Linked DNA regions of Homo sapiens: region 2 is linked to region 1. The links are chromatin loops, found by intact Hi-C in ENCODE. Cell type or tissue: dorsolateral prefrontal cortex. All regions are shown on one strand. Links, peaks and the distances in the headings refer to the core of each region. The heading gives the core; the rest is flanking DNA.

Region 1 (8,335 bases), core at 323-8,322:
TTTTTTTTTTTTTTTGGTGGAGTTTCACTCTTGTTGCCCAGGCTGGAGTGCAATGGTGCGATCTCGGCTCACTGCAACTTCCACCTCCTGGATTCAAGTGAGTCTCCTGCCTCAGCCTTCTGAGTAGCTGGGAATGCAGATGCGATCTCGGCTCACTGCAACTTCCACCTGGGTTCAAGTGATTCTCCTGCCTCAGCCTTCTGAGTAGCTGGGAATGCAGGCGTGTGCCACCACACATGGCTAATTTTTTGTATTTTTAATAGAGATGGGGTTTTGTCATGTTGCCCAGGCTGGTCTTGAGCTCCTGACCTCAGATGATCCGCCCACCTCGGCCTCCCAAAGTGCTGGGATTACAGGTGTGAGCCACCGCGCCTGACCTATTTTTACTTTTTTAAAAGACAGGTCTCACTCTATTGCCCAGGCTGCTCTTGAACTCCCGGCCTCAACCAATTCTTCCTGCTCAGCCTCCTGAGTAGTTGGGACTACAGCACTCACAACTGTGCCTGACCCTTCTCTTAATTTTAACTCCTGAGTGATTTTCTTCTCTGGACCCCAAGGAGTCATGATATCTCTAAATTATATCCTGAAGTTATTTCAACTTTAGAAAATAAAGTTTTAGGCCTGGTTCAGTGGCTGACACCTGTAATCCCAATACTTTGGGAGGCTGAGGCAGGCAGATTGCTTGAGCCCAGGAGTTTGAAGCTAACATGGCAAAACCCCATCTCTATCAAAAAAAAAAAAAGAAGAAGAAGAAGAAGAAGAAAAGAAAAAAGGCTAGGCGCGGTGGCTCACACCTGTAATCCCAGCACTTTGGGAGGCTAAGGTGGGCAGATCACGAGGTCAGGAGTTCGAGAACAGCCTGACCAACATAGTGAAACCCTGTCTCTATTAAAAATACTAAAATTAGCCAGGTGTGGTGGTGGACACCTGTAATCCCAGCTACTCAGGAGGCTGAGGCAGGAGAATCACTTGAACCGGAGAGGCAGAGGTTGCAGTAAGCTGAGTTTGCGCCATTGCTCTCCAGCCTGGGTGACAGAGTGAGACACCATCTCAAATAAAAAAGAAAAGAAAAAAAAGATCTTGGAATGCTTTTTTTCTGCCTGTGTATTGATATTATTCTTAAGGGGCTCATAAGAAAACTAAATATATATATTTACATATATATATATATATAAAATCACCCAGGTTGGAGTGCAGCGGTGCAATCTCAGCTCACTGCAATATCTGCCTCCAGGGTTCAAGCAATTCTTTTGCCTCAGCCTCCCCAGTAGCTAGGATTTCAGGCATGCACCACCATGCCTGGCTAATTTTTGTATTTGAAGTAGAGACAGGGTTTCGCCATGTTGGCCAGGCTGGTTTTGAACTCTGGACCTCAAATGACCCTCCTGCCTAAAGTACTGGGATTACAGGGGTGAGCCACCATGCCTGGCCCAGAAAATATTATTGTTATTTAATATGACCTGCCATAACTACCATTAAAAGTAGTACAGGTGTGCAAAAGAAACTTATCTGGCTATGGCTGGGCGCGGTGCTCACGCCTGTAATCCCAGCACTTTGGGAGGCTGAGGCAGACTGATCATGAGGTCAGGAGATCAAGACCATCCTGGCTAACATGGTGAAACCCTGTCTCTACAAAATATACAAGAAAAAATTAACCGGGCATGGTGGCGGGTGCCAGCTACTCGGGAGGCTGAGGCAGGAGAATGGCGTGAACCTGGGAGGCGGAGCTTGCAGTGAGCAGAGATCGCGCCACTGCACTCCAGCCTGGGCAAGAGAGCAAGACTCGGTCTCAAAAAGAAAAGAAAAGAAAAGAAATCTTACCTGGTTGTAAGATTTTTTTCTCATTTAGTCAATAAATATTTATGGAATAGGGCAGTTTGGGATCACACACATGAGCTAAGCATGATGTCAGCCTTCATAGCTCCTACAATGTGGTATGGTGATTTTTTTTTCTTTTTGAGATGGGAGTCTCACTGTGTCAACCAGCCTCAAACAGTCCTTCCATCTCAGCCTCCCAAGTACCTGGGACTACAGGTGCATGCCACCATGCCCAGCTACTTTTTTGTATTTTTGATAGAAACAGGGTTTTGCCATGTTGGCCAGGCTGATCTCAAATTCCTTTCCTCAAGTGATCCGCCTGCCTTGGCCTCCAAGAGTGCTGGGATTACAGGCATGAGCCACTGCACCCAGCCAATGATTTTAAAACTGGAATACAGAAAGAGAAGAAGAAAGTCATGCTCCATCTTTATTATTTAAAAATCAGAACAGATACACATATTTGTTGTGAGCACTAATTAAAATATCCTTAAAGTTTCCTTACCTTGGAGTGGAATTATTTGCATATGTATACACATGATGCTGACTTTAGAAGAAAAGTTACAAGTTAAAACACGTTTGATTAATAAAAGAAAAAGAAATAAATTATACATAAATTTAGCTTTGTTGCTGAAAATCACCTCTCCAAACATAGAGTTCAGGTTGGGGCAAATAAAAAATTGCATAAAACAAAAAGGCTAAGAAATGGTACAAAAAACTCAGAGAACCACTACTTCACGTTTCCCAATAAAGCATCTTTTATATTTATAAAAGTTAAGCCTGCATATCTCTGCCCCCAATTGCAGCAGAAACACCTGAAAAAGAATGCCAGTCTGGTCTTGCTCTGACAATGGTTTTCTGACTGACCTTGAGCCTGTCACAACCCGTCTGGCCTCAATTTCATCAACTGTAAAATAAGAATAAAACTATTTGATATCTTTAACTCACATACTATTGTGAGAAATAAATACAATCATAGACAAATGTTTTCAGAATGTGAAAATGCTATAGGAACACACTTTTTCTCCAGTGGCTGGCATAAAAGTGTTGGTATGCTATACCACCAAGTCATTAGATATGAGTTAATTTCTGGATTACTGTTTCAGTAAGAATAAGCTCTACACAACTTCAGCAAGTGATGTTGGTATGTCATCCACAAAGTTCTATCACCCTATTCCATAGCATACCCCTGTTGAACTTCCCACATCCCTGTCTTCCCTTAGCTTCCTGTATCCAACCTCAGCGCAATAGCTCAGTTTGACCATTAGATGGTACCAGTTACAAGGCAAACTTAGGTCCCTTCAGAAACTGAGCATTTCTAAAAAGCAAATATTTTTTCAGGTTTGTTTGTAACTTAAACAACAAAAAAATCATTATTTTAAAGGCCATATGCTCACTGTGAAAATATATCAGGTGGTGTATGAAATAATAAGTAAATTATCTGCCGGGCGCGGTGGCTCACGCTTGTGATCCCAGCACTTTGGGAGGCCTAGGCGGGCAGGCAGATCACGAGGTCAGGAGTTGGAGACAAGCCTGGCCAACACAGTGAAACCCTGTCTCTACTAAAAATACAAAAATTAGGCCGGGCGCGGTGGCTCACGCCTGTAATCCCCGCACTTTGGGAGGCCGAGGCGAGCGGATCACGAGGTCAGGAGATCGAGATCATCCTGGCTAACACGACGAAACCCCGTCTACTTAAAAAAAAATACAAAAATTAGCCGAGGGTGGTGGCGGGCGCCTGAAATCCCAGCTACTCAGGAGGCTGAGGCAGGAGAATCGCTTGAACCTGGGAGGCGGAGGTTGCAGTGAGCTGAGATCACGCCACTGCACTCTAAGAGTGAAACCATGTCTCAAAAAAAAAAAAAAGTCAAAAATACTAATAAAAATACTAATCTCGTAGTTAACAGATTGCTGTGACCTAGAGCAAGTAAAGGTGTAATTATCAGCCTATAGGGGTTAGAGTGGCAAGAAGATGCCTGAGGGTGAGCCTACAGCCTAAAAGATAATAGAATACAAAGGCTGAAGACCTACAGGCAGGGATTCTTTGTCATTCATTCTTTCAGCAAACTTATTCTAATATGTATCCCTCACTATTCAATGCCCAGGAGGGCACAGGGAAAATAAGACGAAGTCCTGCCCTCACTGGCTAACATTCTAAGCACAGGTGCTGCACAAGAGGTGTTATGTTTTTTGGGGGAGCCAGACACAGGCCTAAGCACTTTATGTACCTTGTCTCATTTAATCCTCACATCAGCACCACGAGGTGACAGAATTATCATTTTGCAGTTAAATAAATTGATATTTCTTCATGGCCAGGTGCAGTGGCTCACGCCTGTAATCCCAGCACTTTGGGAGGCTGAGGCGGGTGGATCACCTGAAGTCGGAGTTCGAGACCAGCCTGACCAACATGGAGAAACCCCATCTCTACTAAAAATACAAAATTAGCCGGGCATAGTGGCGCATAGCCTGTAATCCCAGCTACTCGGAAGGCTGAGGCAGGAGAATCACTTGAATCCAGGAGGTGGAGGTTGCGGTGAGCCGAGATCGCGCCACTGCACTCCAGCCTGGGCAACAAGAGCAAAACTCCGTCTCAAAAAAAAAAAAAAAAAAAAGAGAGATTTCTTTAAGCTCTTTGCCTAGGGTCACAGGTCTTTCCACAGGACCGTAGACTAGAGTCAGATGTGTTCCTCAATCAATTAGGAAAGGGTGGTGCTGGAATTTGCATCTGAGTATTCCAAGCTTCTATATTCTCATATTCTGGAATGAGGATATTATGAGTCCTGAAACAACTCTAGAAATTCTAGGCTACATAATTATCCCTCCATAACGTGTTCTCTGCCAGAATAATAATGAAAAAAAAGTACTGTGGTGGCCAGACCCCAAGATGATTGGCGAAGTGAAAGTTGCCCAGTTCCAAAATGGCCACCACCGCACTTTCCTGGCGTCGGAGCGACTACGTAGTGACAGAAGGACCATCAGCAGGTGGGTGCTCACAGGGACTGTGCCAGTTGCCAAACTGGCCACCTGGGCCTTTCTTCTCCTGAGCAACAGCCAAGCAACATTATAGGCTTCAGGCCTACCTAGCCCAGGCTGGGTTAAAGCAGATAAACGAAGCGGACAGCGGAGGAAAAGCACGTAACCAAGTGCAGTGGGTCTGAAGCGAAAGGCAAGAAAAGCTCTGCCCTTAGGAACGGGGTGTCACTGCGCGGCTCGCAGGCACCTCTCTTTGACCTATTTATAATCTGCGCCTTATTCTCCGCCCCCAAAGGCTGCTGGCAACCAATTCTCGGTGGCGAAGTCGTGACGTCAGCTGTTGCGGGTCAGATTGGGAGAGCTTCCTGGTCCTTACCTAGCAAGATTCTGCCGCTAGGTGGCGAAAAGCGAAGGGGCCAAAGAAATGGAAAGAAGGCGAGGAAAAGCGGGAGAAGATGGGGAAGGAAAATGTATATTCTTGTATCATCCTACAGCTAGGCAAAAATATTAGGATAATGTGGCCTAACCTCCAGTTCTATGTTGGCTGGAAAATCCAGGAATGGGAAGCTCACTCCCGTAGTTCCCACTCATTCCCACCACGGTTGGACAGCTCTGAAGGAGGGAAAATTCTTTCTTTTGAGCTGAAATCTGCCTTCAGAGTCTTGCACCCAACTGTTCTACCCCACGGGGACCTACAGAACAGCCCAAAGCCTCTTACGCAGGACAACCCATAGCAGTTTGATTAAAATCAGCGCAAACCCATTCCCATTTGGTGAGGGGGGAGGGGGAGGGGCAAGCCTCAGTGCCTGACTCACTTGACTCACAAGAAGCTGAATGTTTTTCCTTTTGAAAGATAAAAATATTGGTGAATCTCAGACTAACAATAGGGAATACACAAAAATGGAAAAAATGTTGATAGATAAAATTTAAACCTTTGGTAGAACATAATTAGTTTTTTGTTCTCTACATTTTTCCATATCGTTTCTAATTTTTCTACACTGTATGTGTTACTTAAAGAAATAAACCAGTAGGCCAGGCGCGGTGGCTCACGCCTGTAATCCCAGCACTTTGGGAGGCCGAGGCGGGCGGATCACGAGGTCAGGAGATCGAGACCATCCTGGCTAATACGGTGAAACCCCGTCTCTACTAAAAAAATACAAAAAATTAGCCAGGCATGGTGACGCACCCCTGTAATCCCAGCTACTCAGGAGGCTGAGGCAGGAGAATGGCGTGAACCCGGGAGGCGGAGCTTGCAGTGAGCCGAGATCGTGTCACTGCACTCCAGACTGGGCGACAGAGCAAGACTCTGTCTCAAAAAAAAAAAAAAAAAAGAAAAAGAAATAAACCAGTATGGCCGGGCGCGGTGGCTCATGCCTGCAATCCCAGCACTTTGGGAGGACGAGGCGGGTGGATCACGAGGTCAGGAAATCGAGCCCATCCTGACCAATATGGTGAAACCTCGTCTCTACTAAAATACAAAAAATTAGCCGGGCGTGGTGGCGGGTGCCTGTAGTCCCAGCTACAAAGGAGGGTGAGGCAGGAGAATCCCTTGAACCCGGGAGGTGGAGGTTGCAGTGAGCCAAGATCGTGCCATTGCACTCCAGCCTGGGCAACAAGAGCGAAACTCCGTCTCAAAAAAAAAAAAGAAAGAAAAGAAAAAGAAATAAAGCAGTATGAAAGAGCAGCCCCTGGCTGCATTCACCACAGCACCCATGCTCACACATGCTACAGGCGCTCACTTGCTGGGAGCTGCCTCACATTGATTCGGATCAGTGTTCTCATTTCTCCGACCTACCTAGGAAGCATCTGGCTAAATTGATGTAAATTAGACATTTTATAGTCTATCGGTCATTGAGCCTCAGTGGAATATCTAGACCAATTTAAACACACAAATATTATGGGAAATAGGGCCACAAAAGTAGAAAAGAAAACGTGAATTCCTCTTTATATTTATGCCACTAGAGGGAGTTCCAGAAGAAAATCACTGCATGTAAGGGCTAATGACTGTATTTACTGAGTGGTTACTGTGTACCATTCACAGTTCACAGGGACTCATTCATGTCATTCTCATGATAACCCTGATGAAGTGGATGATATTATTCCCTCACTCACTAAGGAGAAAGCCAGGGTACAGTGAAGTATACAACTTTGTGCAGGGCAATTTATCAATATTTATTGAAATTACCAAAAAACATGCTCTCTGAACAAACTATTCTACCAGTGTAGAAAGCAGAGTAAACTTCATGGGTGAGTGACCAGGGCAGTCACACAAGGGCCCCATGCTTAGAAGGGATACTGTGTTTGGGTTCTAAAGCTCTGTGGTTCCTGTCTTGAAATTCTTAATAATTTTATCTTTCAATTTGTGTCTTATAATGAAGTCCGATGAGAAAGCAGAACATGGGCTAGAGACTTTTGGAGCCTGGCTCAAGCGAGGTCCTGCTCCCCATGCCTCCCAGCCTCCCCAGGACTGGTTTTCAGCTGCCGGCTCCACCACCTTCTGTGCAGGCTCGCTCCCAGCAGGGGCCTGGGAACAGTGGAAAGGAGGGGAGCGGTCAGGCATACACACCTCCCTTGCCAAATGGAAGGCATGGCCCTAGGCACTTGTGAAGATCTGCACTTCCCCCTAGGTACTCCTGTGCCTGGAGTGTGACATTAAATTAAAAAAAAAAAGGCCGGGCGCGGTGGCTCACGCCTGTAATCCCACCATTATGGGAGGCCAAGGCAGGCGGATCACGAGGTCAGGCGATCGAGACCATCCTGGCTAACACGGTGAAACCCCGTCTCCACTAAAAATACAAAAAAATTATCTGGGCATGGTGGCGAGCGCCTGTAGTCCCAGCTACTTGGGAGGCTGAGACAGGAGAATGGCTTGAACCCGGGAGGCGGAGGTTGCAGTGAACCGAGATTGCGCCACTGCACTCCAGCCTGGGCGACAGAGCGAGACTCCATCTCAAAAAAAAAAAAAAAAAAGAAAAGAAAAAAACCCCACATAATAGGTTGACAGTGGAACCACAGAAAAAAGGAAAAGGTTGGGTTTTTTTTCTGCTTTTTATTTTCTATTTTATTATTTTTTAATAGATTTATTTAACTAGAGATGGGGTCTCACTATGTTGTAAAGGCTGGACTCGAGACCCTGGGCCCGAGCGATCCTCCAACCTGGTCCTCCCAAAGTGATGGGATTACAGGCGTGAGCCACTGCACCTGGTCTTTTCCTGCTATTAAACAAGGAGCTCCATAGTTTCATTTTGCCCCTCAAAATATGTAGCTGGCCTTAGTAGACTGATATTCATTGCCAAATTATATGTAAGAGCAAAAAGGTTGAAAATGATGGCCTGACATTGATCAATTTGTGCCTTTAGGTAACATATAACTGTAATATAACTGCAATACAACTAGAATATAACTCATAAAGGCAAGAATCTTGTCTGCCTTGCTGAAAGTTTTATAATCAGGGCCTAATATAAAGTATGACACATAGCACTTGCTTTTAAATATGTATTGATTTAAATTAATTGAGTACATTTTTGCTTCATCCTAGTAAAAATAG
Region 2 (8,335 bases), core at 165-8,164, 190 kb after region 1:
GCAATCTCAACTCATTGCAACCTCCACCTCCCGGGTTCAAGCAATTCTCCTGTCTCAGCCTCCCTAGTAACTGGGAGTACAGGCACATGCCACAATACCCAGCTAATTTTTTGTATTTTTAGTAAAGACGGGATTTCACCATGTTAGCCAGGATGGTCTTGATCTCCTGACCTTGTGATCTGCCCGCCTCTGCCTCCCAAAGTGCTGGGATTACAGGTGTGAGCCACCATGCCTGGCTTCCCCAACCTTCTTAAAGGAAGCAGATTCTGAAACTTCCCGAGAGGAGAGGTCCCAGAGTTTTTCATTGTAGTTTACTTTCTGTTGGAACTCCTCTTCTGCTCTCTCTCCTACTCTTCTTCCTGCCCTGAGTTGTAGTAATCCTATTGCTGGCTCCAAACCAAACTCATGGATTTGTAAAGCAGAGTCTAATTTAGATTCATATGTGGTTGGATAATTGGAGCCATAAGCCTTGGGTTATCTTTCCTCAAGAGACAAATATGGTTGTGTGCTGCAGTGTGCAGGAGGATTGGTGTGGGAGGAGGGAGGGAGGGAGGACACAAAAGCAGCCCTGGTGAGAAAAGCACTGGTGCATTTATATCCACATGAGATAATATTGTTCCACAGCGGCTACAAAATGACATTTGGCCTGAGTCTACATTAATAAAGATATTGCCTTTAGAATAGGGGGGCGCACTACAGTAATCATCCATTCAAGTGGCATTTGTTGTCTGCTAGGTATTTGACTGTTTTTGCATTTAGAAAACATCGTTAAAGTAAAAACAGAAAAATTTCTGGCCTTGTCGTGTATACATTCTAGATGCAAGCTTGTCCAACCTGCAGCTCTCGGGATGCATGTGGCCCAGGACAGCTTTAGAATGTGACGATTTTTTTGCTTATCTGTAGTGGCAGATATCATGAAAATTATCCATGCATTTTTTTTCTTTTTTCTATTTTTTTCTGCTCATCAGCTGTCATTAGTGTATTTTTTGTGTGGCTCAAGACAATTCTTCTTCCTATGTGACCCAGGGAAGCCAAAAGATTGGACACCTCTGCAGGCAGATGATATAGTATAAGCAGAGTAGGAACAGAAAATGCTTGAGTTAGAAGGTGGCAAGTGCTGTGTGGCAGGTGATCCAGAGGGTGGGCTGTGGGTACAGGGAGGTGGCTGTTGTGCTGGGTGGTCAGCATGGGCCTTGTTGCAAATGTGACCTTGGAGTAAAGATTTGAGGGATGTGAGGAGTTGTCTACACGGATGTCTCAGAAAGTTCTTTTCAGGCAGGGAAACCTTCAGTGCAGATGCACTAGGGCAGGAAATTGTCTGTGTTCCTGGAAGGAGGAAGAGGCCAGAAGTGTTGAACAGAGAGAAACTGAAATGAAGTCAGAGGTGTGCCCAGAGCAGGTTGCCCTGGAGGGTGTGGGAAGGATGTTGACCTTTGCTCTGAATGACATGGGGAGTTAGAGGACAGTTTTGGAAAGTGGGACATGGTAGGACTTATCCTTTGAAAGCTTCTCTCTGGCTGCTGTGCTGAGAACAGAATTGAGAGGTGGGGGACTAGTGAGGCAGTGGGAAAAACGGTGGGAAAGGAGTGCAGTATTCCAGGATGGAGACGTCGCTTACCTTGACTGGGGTGTGAGCAGGGGAAATAGTGGGAAGTGATGGGATTCTGGATGAATTCACAGCACTTGCTAATGGATTTATCTGTGGTGTGAGAAAGAAGAATCAAGGACACCCACAGTATTGGACTGAGTGAGCAGAAGGGTGGAGCTGCTGTCAATGGAGATGGGGAGACTCTGGCAGGAGCATACAGAGGAGAGGGCATTGCAGGCATCCAGTGGAGGTGACATCTACGAGGAATGAAGGTGAGGGGCCCAGATGCCTCTGCAGCTACAGATTCATCATCCAATCACTATCCTACTTCCACCACCCCTGTGTCTCAGAGCCAGAGCATTGATTCTCCCCTGTGCTGTCTGCACAGGTAGGTGAAAGTCAGGGAAGTTATGGTCTGCTGTTGGTTATAATAAGTCACAGATTATTGTGCTTTCTCAGATAATTAAAGAAATAATAAGAGAATTTGTAACTAGAACACTTACTGAGAAGACCACAATAATGCAAAGTTTTTTATTCATCTAAAGAAGGCAACAGAAGAAAAATAGTTGAGCAAGAAAGATAATATTAGAAGGCAGTAAATGAAAATGGACAGACTTAAACCCAATGAGGTCAACAATGACATTAAACGTAATGGACTCAGACACTCCAATTACAAGACAAATAGTGCAGAGGGATAAAAATAAATAAGTAAATAAATAAATAACCGTAGGCTATTTACAAAAGCCATAATTTCAGTAGAAGGTACAGAAAAGTTGAAAGTAAAAAGATAGAAAAGAAATACCAGACAAACATTCATGAAAGACCACATGGAGATGCCATTTAGAAAAATTACAGCACATGAGTCTCCTGAGACATAGAGTACATGTAGACAGCTCACAGTGTCTTTTTCCTTTTTTTCAGAGACAGGGTCTGTTGCCCAGGTTGAAATGCAATGGTGATATCAGACCTTACTGTAACCTCAAACTCCTGGGCTGAAGCAATTCTCCTGCCTCAGCCTTCTGAGTAGCTAGGACGAGAAGCCTGTGCCGCCACACCTGGCTATAATGTCTCATTTTCTCATTTGCTGTGGTGTGAACAAGGAAACAATATCATACCATGTATTTGACTTGCAGCAGGTACACAACAAATGTCAGGTGAATGAAGAAATAAAACCACTTAGTAATCCAAGCCATATCCACATTTACATTTTACAGGTGAGGAGCAACATCCCAGACAAGTAAAGTAAAATAAATTGATTTACATCATCCAGAGCAGAATCGAGAACACATTCCCTGTGCTAAAGGAATCAGAACTCTACTAGGGGTCATAGCAGATATCATGCAAGTCACATATGTTAATTACTAGAACTGGAGTTGATACATTTTGAGATATACTAAACCAAGGGTTTGGAAGGATTAACTGAATGCAGAAATAAAGGAAGAAAATAGATTTGTTTAAAAGATGGTTAGAATCTTTAAAGAAACAACATCTTTTTAAAGTGGCCTTATGTGGACCAAAGCAGAGATGAGCTCAAATGTCAGGTGGGAAAATGCTTGACTAAATGCAGCTCTAGACCCAAGGGAGACCTAAAAATCCTGGGACATTTTCGGTTGTCACGTGGGGATTGGTGGGAGGGGGTGAGTGGGGTGCTGCTGGCAAACCTCCCACAATGCACAGGACAGACCACAAGGGATTCTCTGTCTCAAATTCTTAATAGGGCTGCTGTTGAGAAACCCGCCCGAGAGGTAAGTGCTGTAATGTCCTCACCATTTCACAGATTAAGAAACTGAGGCACCAGGAAGAAAAGTGTCAGTAGGACCAGAGCTGAAGGTTGAATCCAGGCCACCTGGCTGCAGGGTCTTGGCTTCCCTGGTTAAGTCAGGGACCCAGGAGCCCACCACAAACAATCCCAGCTGCGCGGTGCCTTCATGGTCTGTGGCGCCCCCTGGTGTTGACACTGGGCCTGTGGCCAAATGAGGCTTGAGGGAAAAGGAAAACGGGTTTAGGTAGCGGGATCTCCTTCAGGCTCTCCAGATTTCAAGCCATGACTTACACTCAGAAAAAATAATGTTCACCTTAATTATCTCCCCAACCCTGTTTTTCCCAGTTCCGGCCAGTACCCTCCCTCGACTCCATCAACATCAGTACCTGCCAGATGCCCAGCACCCACCATGTGAGGAGTGAAAATGCCCCAGGACTAAAGGACAAGATGACGTTCCACCCCAGCCATCCCGCCCCTCCTAGAGCTCTAGCTCTGTGCATTTAGTGCTTAGGCTTTTAACCTGGGGTCCGCGAACCCACTTTCCCATGACACTGCGTGCAGAAGTGATGTTACATGCACACATGACTTCATTACAGGACATTGGATATTAATATTCATCCGATCAACTGGGGGCCCAAGATACCACTCTTCCCCCAACAGTTTGTGATCCTCTGAATTAAAGAAAGGGCAGAGATTGAGGGAGGCCCTAACTCCAAATCTTCTACCACTTCTAGGGAAGTGCTGAAAAGAAGTGCAAGGTACTCAACCCGCTCTGGGAATACAGCAGGAAAGCAGAGTGTTCATGGATTTCGAATTCCATCAAAGAAATACAACTTTGGCAAAATATCCAAGTCACTTTTCTAAGCCCCAGGCAGCAGCTCAAAACAAACAACACCAAAAACAAAACAAAATCTCGGCCCAGGTGAAATCATTGAAGACATAAAACTTTGTGAGACCTGTATTTAGAGCGAAGGACAATTCAATTTAGGGCTGCAGCAGAAAACCCCTACATCATATTGGGTTTTTCCTCATCATGAAGTTCTCCTGGAGGGACCTTCTCCCTTCAGCAGTGCATAGTGAGGCCATTTCTGTGTAAAAAGATAGAATCTCCTTGGATTCCTGATGTTTACATTTACTACTCACTTCTTTGACTTTGTAGATGCCAACTTCACATTCAACATCTTTCAATTATTTTCTTTACTTTGTCTAAGCAGAGAATTTAAACTTGTTTCTGAAGCAGAAAACCAGGGACTGGTTATTTGAGCTATCACCCCACTCTGTGGCTCTCTTATGCAATAAGCATAAGAGATTGTGGGCCAACAGAATTTGTAGCAAGATAAACATAAACCCTTCATTTCAGCCTATGTTTCTGTTTGTCTGGTGATGTTCCAGTCTTGCTCCAGTCTTAACATTTTAAAAAGTATAATTTTACTTAAATTTCATTTTATAGGAAGTCATATGTATTCATTTCTGTTAGGTTTCTCAGTGAAAGCCTCCTCAAAACAACTGTGAAGTAAAGACATGTAAATAAATTCATGGTGCTCCCATGTATTCGTGCTCATTGCATCTTACAAATGTGTCAGCCCCACTGCAACAGATGGTGCATCAACAAATGGTGCTGGAAACCTGGATATCCACATGCAAAAGAATGATGCTGGACAAAATTTATGCCCTTCCATTACACCCTTTTCAAAAATTAAGTCAGAATGCCTTAAAGAACTAATCTTAAGAGTTAAACCTGTAAAACTCTTAAAAGAAAATACTGAGGGAAAGTCTTATGGTCATTAGAATTGGTAGTGGTTTCTTGGCTGGTGACCAAAAGTACAAGCAATAAAAGGAAAATGACAAATAAGACTTCATCAAAATGTAAAAACTTTTTTGCATCAAAGGACGCTATTAAGAGGTGAAAAGAGGCTAGGCGCAGTGGCTCACGCCTGTAATCCCAGCACTTTGGGAGGCCAAAGTGGGTGGATCACCTGAGGTCAGGAGTTCGAAATCAGCCTGGCCAACATGGCAAAACCCTGTCTCTACTAAAAATACAAAAATTAGCCGGGCGCAGTGGTGGGCACCTGTAATCCCAGCTACTCGGGAGGCTGAGGCAGGAGAATCGCTTGAACCTGGGAGGCAGAGGTTGCAATGAGCTGAGATTGCACCATTGCACTCCAGCTGGGGCATCAGAGAGAGACTCCGTCTCAAAAAAAAAAAAAAAAAAAAAAAAAAAAAAAAAAAAAAGTGAAAATAAAAGAAACTGCATAGAATAAGATAAAATATTTGCCAATCACATATCTGATAAAGAATTAATATCCAGACTACATACAGAACTACAACTTAACAATAGCAAAACAATCTCATTCAAAAATGGGTAAAAGACATGAATAGACAATTCTCCAGAGAAGATACACAGTAAGGACATAAAAATAAGGAATTCCAATAAGGACATGAAAATATGCTCAGCTTCACTAGTCCAGGTGTTGGTGAGGATGTGGAGAAAATGGAATGCTTGTGCACTGCTGCTGAGAGTGAACAACAGTGCAGCCATCATGGAAACAGGATGACGCTTTCTCAAGAAGGTAAACATAGAATTTCCATATGAAGCAACAATTCCACTTTTGGGTGTATACCCCCCAAAAATTGAAAGCAGGTATGCACACAGATAATTGTACAGTCATGCTCATAGCAGTGCTATTCCCAATAGCCAAAAGGTGGACGCAACCCAAGTGTCCATCAGAGGATGATTGGAAAAACAAAATGTGGTGCATATACACATGGAATATTAATCAGCCTTAAAAGTGAAGAATATTTGGATTGGATGGAACCTTGAAAACACGCTAAATAAAATAAGCCAAAAAAAAGGCAAATATGATATTTCACTTATATGAGGCACCTAGAATAAGCAAATTCACAAAAACAGAAAGTAGAATACAGGTTACCAGGGGCTGAAGGCAGGAACAATGGGCAGCTGTCATTTAATGGGTACAGTCTCTGTTGGGATGATGAAAATGTTCTGAAAATGCATGTTGGTGTTTGTGTAACCACCATCAATTGTAAATGTGCTTAATGCCAATGAATTGTACACTGAAAAAAATTGTTAGAAGGTAAATCGTATAGTATGTGTGTTTTACCACAATTTTAAAAATATATATCAACACCAAATCCAATCACTTCTCACTCCTCTGCCACCTCCACCCCAGAACCATCCTCACTAGGATAGAAAACCGGAAGGGCCTTCCAGCTGGGCTGCCTGCTGACTCTCATGCCCACTGTCCATCACCCACACAACAGAGAGAGCGTGCCTTTCCAATGGGAATTAGGGCATATCCTATGAACGCTCCAGCTCCTTCCCTTCTTAGGCACAAGGAAACCCCAGTTTCCCACCATTTCCTATGCACTCCTTATCACAGGGTCCCCTCTGGCCACTTTGGCCTCATCCCATTACTCTCAGCCTAGCTCATTCTTCTCCACTCACACCAGTTTCTTGTCTACTCCACCCTGTCTCTACCACCTGCCCCTGCTGTGACTCCCACATGCATGTGCTGCCCAGTGATCCACATGGCTCACTCCTCACACCATTAAGGTCCCTGCTTAAATGTCCCATGGTCAAGTGTTCAGAAATGTCTTGTCCAGTGACCTCTTCTGAAATCTATCCCCTGCCATTCCCACCACCGCCACCAATCTTCTAACCCAAGCATATTTTTCTTAATGGCAATTATCAGTGATACTATGACAGGTTTTATTTGTTTATTGTCTGTTGATTTATTAAGGTTACCAAGAAAGAAAGAACCAATAGCATAGGTACATAGATGATAGATAGATAATAGATAGATAGATGATAGATGATAGATAGATGTTAGATGATGATAGATAGATAGATAGATAGATAGATAGATAGATAGATAGATAGACAGACAGATAGATAGGTGATTTATTGGGCTAATTGGCTCACACAATTATGGAGGCTGAGAAGTCCCATGATAGACTGTCTGGAAGCTGGAGAACTAGAAAAGCCAGTAGCGTGGCTCAGTCCAAAGTCAAAGCCCTGAGGACCCAGAATACAGAACAGGAGGATAAAGGGGCTCACTGGTGCAAAAGTCAGAGTCCAAAGATCATCGAACCTGGAGTTTTGATGTCCAAGGCAGGAGAAGAAGGGTGTCCCAGCCCCAGTTCCAGAGAGAGAGACAGAGACAGAGAGAGACAGAGAGACAGAGACAGAGAGAAATTTTACTTCTATCTACCTTTCTGTTCTATCTGGGCCACTAGGTGATTGGACTGTGGCTGCCCACAGTGAGAGAGCATCTTCCCCACCAGTCCACCCACTCACATCCCTTCCAGAAAAACTCTCACAGACACTGGTTTAATACTTACAATTTGAGTAGTCTATAATTTATTTTTTTGAGATTGGGCTTGCTGGCTGGAGTGCAGTGTTGTTCATGGCTCACTGCAGCCTGAATCTTCCAGGCTTAAGCAACCCTCCCACCTCAGACACCCAAGTAGCTGGGACTACAGGCATGTGCCACCAAGCCCGGCTAATTCTTTTGAATTTTTTGTAGAGACAGGGTTTCTCTATGTTGCCTAGGCTGGTCACAAACTCAGGGGCTCAAGCAATCTGCCAGCCTGAGCCTCCCAAAGTGCTGGAAGTACAGGCATGAGCCACCATGTCCATCCTGAGTGTTCTATGAATTTTTAAAATCACAACCATAGAAGAATCTTCATGTACAAACATGCTTGTCAAAATATTCTTTACCAAAAGACAAGATGAAAGCACATGGATCTAAAAGAACCCTGGTGACTTCTCCTTGTTTGAGATGGGATGCAGCTTCTAGAAGTGTGTAAATTTTATGCAGACTTTATGACATGGAAAACTACTTTCATAATAATACATTCAAAAAGCAACTTCAAAATAACCCACAACCACTCTGGGAGGCCAAGGTGGGTGGATCACTTGAGGTCAGGTGTTCAAAACCAGCCTGGCCAACAAGTGTAACCCC

Evidence for each region. Hi-C counts contacts between places; a loop is a spot of excess contacts. Peaks named below come from ENCODE experiments on the same cell type or tissue, not always from the same donor. Only the 100,000 strongest peaks of a DNase experiment are listed, where the experiment ranks them.
Region 2: a loop joins it to region 1, with 5 times the contacts of the local background. A loop is called at or near these places in 22 of 110 quality-filtered maps.

The regions. Positions count from the first base shown.
Region 1 is chr6:29,645,065-29,653,399 of GRCh38, forward strand. No RefSeq gene overlaps it. Among named protein-coding and RNA genes, the nearest start is that of MOG, 7.9 kb to the right of the region's middle. RefSeq lists an enhancer at 3,508-4,128. In dorsolateral prefrontal cortex, for the core only: CTCF peaks have their summits at 3,075 (motif pointing right), 5,179 (motif pointing right), 5,378, 6,745 (motif pointing right) and 1 weaker place; a DNase peak (open chromatin) is centred at 5,117; H3K4me3 peaks cover 1,573 bases; H3K27ac peaks cover 3,246 bases.
Region 2 is chr6:29,831,484-29,839,818 of GRCh38, forward strand. It overlaps the pseudogene HCGVIII-2. Among named protein-coding and RNA genes, the nearest start is that of HLA-G, 7.8 kb to the left of the region's middle. In dorsolateral prefrontal cortex, for the core only: a CTCF peak has its summit at 3,527 (motif pointing left); a DNase peak (open chromatin) is centred at 3,518; H3K4me3 peaks cover 396 bases; H3K27me3 peaks cover 6,235 bases.